Linked DNA regions of Homo sapiens: region 2 is linked to region 1. A link is a contact called in ENCODE Hi-C or POLR2A ChIA-PET data. All regions are on one chromosome and are shown on one strand. The core of a region is the stretch at or near the end of the contact, and the rest is flanking DNA. Distances in the headings are between cores, read along the strand shown. Region 1 holds the start of ADNP-AS1 (ADNP antisense RNA 1). Region 2 has its middle 59 kb from the start of ZNF217.

Region 1 (3,172 bases), core at 263-2,762:
GGGCCCATTTTCCCATGGTCTGTAGAAGGCGCTGTGAAGCACATCCTGTTCTAGCTCGGGGGCCCTTCCCCCCTCTGCAGCCTTACCCAGTGCAGAGAATGCGCCCCCTACTGACTCCAACACTCATCGCCTTTAGCCGACTTGGCTGCGGTGCATTTTGGGTGGGGGCTGGTATTTTCTCCATGGCCATAAACCAGAAGCAACAATGCAGATTTCTAAAGAAACTGTATCAAGCTATCCAAGAGATTTTTTTTTTTTTCATTCTGAAGGTTCAAGATACAGGCACAAGAAGCATCAGGGATGGGAACTGGGTGTGTGGGGATGGACATCATTAACATGACAAACACAGAAACAGTTTGGTTCTTTTTCCCTCCTAAGCCTTTGTCTGTGAAATGGGGTTATGGCAAGAAGTGTCCAGAGTAACTGGTAAATTCAAGAAGATTAAGAAGACTTCGTGTGTGGGGGGTGTGTGTGTGTGGCTAAAAAGGATATCAGACCTAGAGTCTTGGTCTTGGGCAGAAGAGGAAGAGAAGCAATCGCGCCTTTTCCAGCAGACAGGGATCAAGGTTGGGGGGGAGGGGAAGGCAGGCAGGCCTCCCAGAGGAAAGAAGAGGTGAATACGAGTGTGTTCACAAAACTACTCCCCATTCATTACATTAAAAAAAAATCTTTTTGCAGCTCTCTGGATTTCCATTTTCTACCACCTTACTGCAAAGTTGGGGCTCAGAATGTTCGAAAGAGGTGCTGACCAGGCAGCTGAGATTGGGGAAAAGGGATGGTGGTGAACTGTGGTCAGGATAAGAGGAAAGCTGGCAGGTTGGGGAAGAAGGATTGCACAGGGGAGGCAAAGACTCACTCCATGCCATGCATGCTCCCCGCCCCCCCCAACCCCGTCCCCCCTCCCCCAGGTAAGGGTGGGCAGACCTGGCAGAAGGCTGGTTCAAGGCATGGGGGTGTGCGTGGGGGGGCTCCTTTTGGGGGTGGGGGGCGGACGGGATTAGTTCCAGGATGGGAGAAGCTCGGTTCTGGCTGGGGGAGATGCCCTTAGCTGCAAAAGCTCCGGGCGGCCAGGCAGAGTGCTGGCCTCGGTGGGCTCACAGGGCGGAGAAGGGGGTCGGGCTGCAGGAGGAGGCGCCTGGACCTCCGGAGCAGAGTCGGGTAGCGGTCCGTGCCGGGACGGGGGACCCGTCGGCGCCGGGGTGTGCAAAGGAGCGTGTGTGCGGCTGGAGGGCGGCGATGCGAACAACAATGCGCCCGCGCCCGGGGCCAGGCTGCACTGGCGGCCGCGCGGGCCGGGGTCGGGAAGCCAGGCAGGGCAGGGCCGCGGGTCCGCGCGCGGCGGCGCCGGGCTTACCTTGACTCGGCCTCGAGGCGCGCGCGGGGCCGGCGTGCTCGGGGGCCGGACAGCGGCGGCGGCGGCGGGCGGATGGCGGCGGCACGGCGGTGGCGGCAGCGGGGAGGGCGCGCCCGGGGCCTCGTCGCGCTCCGGCTCGGCGGACTCCGGCTCGCGCCGCGGCCGCGGGTGCTGCCGGGGGGCGCGGCGGGCGCAGCAGAGCGGCGGGCGGCGGCGGCGTCGTCGAGCGGTGCAGACAAAGGAGGGGCGGAGGGAGGAGACGGAGGGTGTGGGAGAGGCGGCTTCACCGGCGCGGGCGGCGGCGGCCGCGCTCCTCTCGCTCCTCAGCAGCGGGGACCGAGAGAGGGAGCTGTGTCTGAGAAGACGCCAAAATCCCCCTTAGCGCTGCCTGCGGGAGGGGGAGGGGGCACAAGATGGCGGCGGCCGGGGGGGGGGGGGCGGGAGTTCAGCTCATGGATCCCGGCGGGCGGCGGAGGGGAGACCGGGCCGGCGGAGGCGGCGGCGGCAACGGGCGGGGGAGGGGGCTGATCCCGCGTCTCCCCTCAGCAGACAATACAAGCGCCTCGGACCGAGTCCCCGAACCTGCCCTAGCCAAAATGGCGGCCGAGAAAGAGCGGAAGTGACGTAAGTGCCTCATTAGCATAAGAGGACTCATTGTCCAGCTAAATAGGGGGGGGCAGTGGGGACAGCACCCCTAACCCCCTTTTCCCCAGGGGGGGTTCCTCTTACTCCCACCCCTGCTTGCACCTAACTTTTCCTGAGGGAGGGTGCTCTCAGCACCCCCACCCCCGCTTGAGGGAAATTATATAATCCCCACTGAGGGGGGAGCTCTCGCGAGAACCAGGCGGATTTGCCATTGACCCACTAGGAGGCGCCGCGGATAATGGCCGCAGTGCGCTCCCGGGGCCCGTGTGCTCGGCGGGCGCCTTCCTCTGGCCGCAGCGCCGGCGGCGGAGGCAGAAGCAGCGGGCCGCAGCACGCCCAGCACTCAGTCAGGTGGCCGTGCTGGGGATCCCTGCGCGGGCCCAGCTGGGCCTGGACTACATCTGGCGGGAGGGGTGTGCGGGGCGGCCTGGGGCGGCTCCACGTGCTCAGATGCCCGCGCTTCCACGGCTGAGAAGCGGCGGGAAGGCGCCGGGACACCTGGCCGGTCGCCCCTGACGCCTCCTGCCTTAAATGAGGTGTGAGGGCCTCGTGCTTCACACAGCGACTTGAGATGAGACACAACCCCATGGATGCCTTAGCCCTTCCTGGTGGGGTATTCGGTGCAGAGGGGCCGAGATTTTATTAAGGTCCGCCGTTACCCTGTGACTTGACATTCTTCCCAGTCACAGTGATGGACTCTTCTCTGACCTGAATAAAAAAAAAAATGGGAATCCTAGTGCCTTGAGGCCACCCAACTGGTGAAACTTAAGGATGAGAAGTGATGTTGCCAATAGGGGCATTGGCTCTCTGCAAGATCCTTAAACAACACACTTTGTAGTCCTAGGGACATAGCTTTTGGTGCTCCCACAATCTGGGTAGCATAAGACAGCACATGGTTGCTTTGTAAATTTAGGTCAATCCCAACCAATACATTATCTCCTCAACATTTTTGAACCAACCTTTTAAAGTAGGTTGTTCAAAGTAACATTATGATTTAAAGTATCATTGGTTGGTTAAATGTATTGACAAGTAATAGATGTCAATAGTGAGGAATTAACCAAGCCTGTTTCCTTAATATGTGATCTTTAGGTAAATACACCTGTCTTTTGCTGTTTCTTTACATTTCAAGTTAACATAGTTTCAAGCCATACTTAACATCCGAAAATAATCTGA
Region 2 (3,172 bases), core at 275-2,774, 2.7 Mb after region 1:
CGATGGCTCATGCCTGTAATCCCAGCACTTTGGGAGGCCAACGCGGGCAGATCACCTGAGGTCGGGAGTTTGAGACCAGCCTGACCAACATGGAGAAACCCCATCTCCACTAAAAAAATACAAAATTAGCCGGGGGTGGTGGCACATGCGTATAATCCCGGCTACTCCGGAGGCTGAGGCAGGAGAATCACGTGAACACGGGAGGCGGAGGTTGCGGTGAGCCAAGATCGCACCATTGCACTCCAGCCTGGGCAATAAGAGCAAAACTCCATTGCAAAAGAAAAAATTTTTTTAAAAAAATTAAGCTATTATCATTACATATGTTTATTATACTCTTTGCACATAAAAGTTTATACATTTTCGGCCGGGCGCGGTGGCTCACACCTGTAATCCCAGCACTTTGGGAGGCCGAGGTGGGCGGATCACAAGGTCAAGAGATCAAGACCATCCTGGCCAACATGATGAAACCCCGTCTCTATTAAAAGTACAAAAATTAGCTGGGCATAGTGGCACACGCCTGTAATCCCAGCTACTAGGGAGGCTGAGGCAGGAGAATCGCTTGAACCCGCGAGGCAGAGGTTGCAGTGAGCCGGGATTGTGCCACTGCACTCCAGCCTGGCGACAGGGCGGGACTCCATCTCAAAAAAAAAAAAAAAAAAGTTTATACATTTTCTAACTTTTATTGTACATTTCATTTTATCAACATAAAATTAACCTTTGGTTACTAAAAAAAATATATTGATAGATGGCAAGCATGCTTCCAAACGGATTGGACTTGTTGTAGTCAATTGATGTTTATGATTTAAAAAAAAAAAAGAAAACAAAACCTGTTCATTTAAACAATCATTATTATTTCCAGGTATTTTATGAGGAAGGGGCTTACACAGACATTTCTGTAACTAATAAATTATTTTTCTGCTTCTTTAGAGTTAATTATTCACAGTTACTTTGCGTAGTTACATGAGTTAGCTCTTCCCAACATTAGTAGTATTTGTTTTGTTTTGTTTTGTTTTTGGAAAATTTTCATCTAAATCACCGTGGGATATAATCACCATTCCACATGTTGCTTTGTTCAGTTGTACAGTACCTACCTTAGCCTCTGTAAAATTTGGTAAATATCACTGCTTTCTGGTTAAGTTCTGTGGAAGAAGGCAGAAAAAAAAATTACACCTCCCATGTCCCTTGTTGAATTAAGAGTACACAGACTTCTCTTTCCCCTTTTTTAAAATAAGTATCGTGGCAGTTGAAAACAGGTGCTAATTCAGTTCATTCACGATATGAGAAAGATCAATGTACATTTGAAACTCTCTTCAGAGCAGAAAATTGTTAAGAGTTGCGCAAAACAGAAAGCAGGTCCTTTTCTAAATATAGCAACGTCATATGACCCCACTGGTCTTTGTACTCAGAGAATTAAGGTATTAGACACATTGCTCCACGGATGCAGCATATAATTACTCTGGGGAAGAGGGACTATGACCAACGAGCACAGATATTAATATAAATATTGGGCTTGTGTCTGTCCTTTTTGATCTAAGGAAATAGACTTTTGAATGTTGCTGGGACATCCCCACATGACAGCTTGTCAACTGTGTAAACTTTCCCACTGCACACAGAAAACAGTTCTTCCATCTCTTTGGTTTTATTTTTATACCCCTTTTCACAGCAGTCAATGTTTAAACACTTTTCAAACAGTAGACTTTTTTTTGTCTATTTCCTTCTTTAACTGTGAGGTCTCAAACTGATGCTAATTCAGTTTTGTTGGTTATCATGATCATTTATGATACTAGATAGTTCTCAATTTAGGTCCCCTGTAATTAATCTCTGTGAACGTGGTGTTTTGTTTGTTTTGTTTGGTAACAACTCTTTACAGGGTAATTTGGACATGTATCCTTAAAGCTTTTAGTGCTTTTTAATTTTTTTAGTCTTTATTTTTAAAGACCATTTCAAGTTTACTGTGTATCTGGGAGAAATTAAAGATTAAATTGGGAGTGCAATGTTCAAGAGCTATCACTGCATTTAAATGTGTTTATCTGCAAGCTAAAATTCTTAACACCACCATTCTATTTTGCAGGAGGTAAGTCTTTCCAGCCAAGCAAGGGTTTGCAAAGCCGAGGTTAGTCAGTAAGGGCCGATACATATTAAAATTGAGAAAAGGCCTGTCCAAGCTTGGGGAAAAGCAGCTGTTCTCACACTGCTATCAGCATTTATCAAGGGGGAAATTTTTGTGTTAGCCCTCTGGGCCCACGGGAGGGAAGGAGTAGAAGGAAGTAACTATGATAGTTGCATATTTGAAGGAAGCAGAGGCCTCAGCTGGTTGCTAAAAAATCAATTTAAAAAATAAATGATGGAGCTCAGGCATACGGCAAGTTGTGGACTGAGAATTTGGTTTCAGGATTAGGGTGTTTCTACTTGGAAATTTACCATCCAGTTCCCTGGACCTGTCTTGGGGCATTTTTGTTGTTGTTGTTGTTGTTGTTTTGTTTTGATTTTTTTTGAGACAGGGTCTCACTGTCTCCCAGGCTGGAGTGCAGTGGCGCGATCTTGGCTCACTGCAACCTCTACCTCCCTGGTTCAAGTGATTCTCGTACCTCAGCCGCCCAAGTAGCTGGGATTACAAGTATGGGCCAGCACATCCGGCTAACGTTTGTATTTTTAGTAGAGATGGGGTTTCACCATGTTGGCCAGATTGGTCTCAAACTCCTGACCTCAGGTGATCAGCCTGCCTCCACCTCCTAAACTGCTGGGATTATAGGCGTGAGCCACCGCCCCGACTTTGGATTGAGGATACTCATTGATTAGTTTCAGATGTCCCTTATGAAATCAATTTCTTCATAAACCTTTTACTCCATATTGTCTTTTACAAAAAAGAGTACATTTCTGTACTATTATATACTTAAAATTATTTGTTAAACTATGTATTTTTGACAAATAAATCCAAAGACTCCAAATTTTAAAAAATAACCCCTCTTTTCAAAACAGCCTTCCCAAAGTTAAATTAAAAGTTGAGTTGGGGCTGGGCACAATGGCTCGCGCCTGTAATCCTAGCACTTTGGGAGGCCAAGGACAGCGGATCACGAGGTCAGGAGTTCAAGACCAGCCTGGCCAATATGGTGAAACCCCGTCTCTACTAAAAATACAAAAATTAGCTGGGCATGGCGGCGTGTGCCTGTAG

Evidence for each region. A loop is a pair of places that touch in the nucleus more often than their neighbours do. ChIA-PET counts read pairs that join two places held with the same protein, here RNA polymerase II (POLR2A). Pooled maps may share reads with other maps.
Region 2: a pooled map shows a loop between it and region 1 (2.8-fold over the local background). The contact joins the enhancer-like site here to the promoter of ADNP-AS1 in region 1. A Hi-C loop is called at or near these places in 1 of 50 pooled maps. POLR2A ChIA-PET finds 5 or more read pairs at or near these places in 2 of 52 experiments (CD4-positive, alpha-beta T cell and activated CD8-positive, alpha-beta memory T cell).

The regions. Positions count from the first base shown.
Region 1 is chr20:50,929,472-50,932,643 of GRCh38, forward strand. ADNP-AS1 (ADNP antisense RNA 1) reads left to right here and starts at 1,513. Exons shown (of 3, transcript NR_110009.1): 1 at 1,513-1,583; 2 at 1,904-1,978. ADNP (activity dependent neuroprotector homeobox) reads right to left here and starts at 1,966. Exons shown (of 6, transcript NM_001282531.3): 1 at 1,355-1,966. RefSeq lists silencers at 1,185-1,364, 1,505-1,554, 1,705-1,924, 2,224-2,411, 2,275-2,454 and 2 more and enhancers at 795-1,585, 2,005-2,124.
Region 2 is chr20:53,651,132-53,654,303 of GRCh38, forward strand. No RefSeq gene overlaps it. Among named protein-coding and RNA genes, the nearest start is that of ZNF217, 59 kb to the left of the region's middle. RefSeq lists an enhancer at 2,071-2,120. Within about 2 kb of position 1,525, at least 11 of the 41 ENCODE cell types and tissues checked have a DNase peak (open chromatin) inside an H3K27ac peak, as active enhancers do; they include CD4-positive, alpha-beta T cell, where a contact is called at or near this core.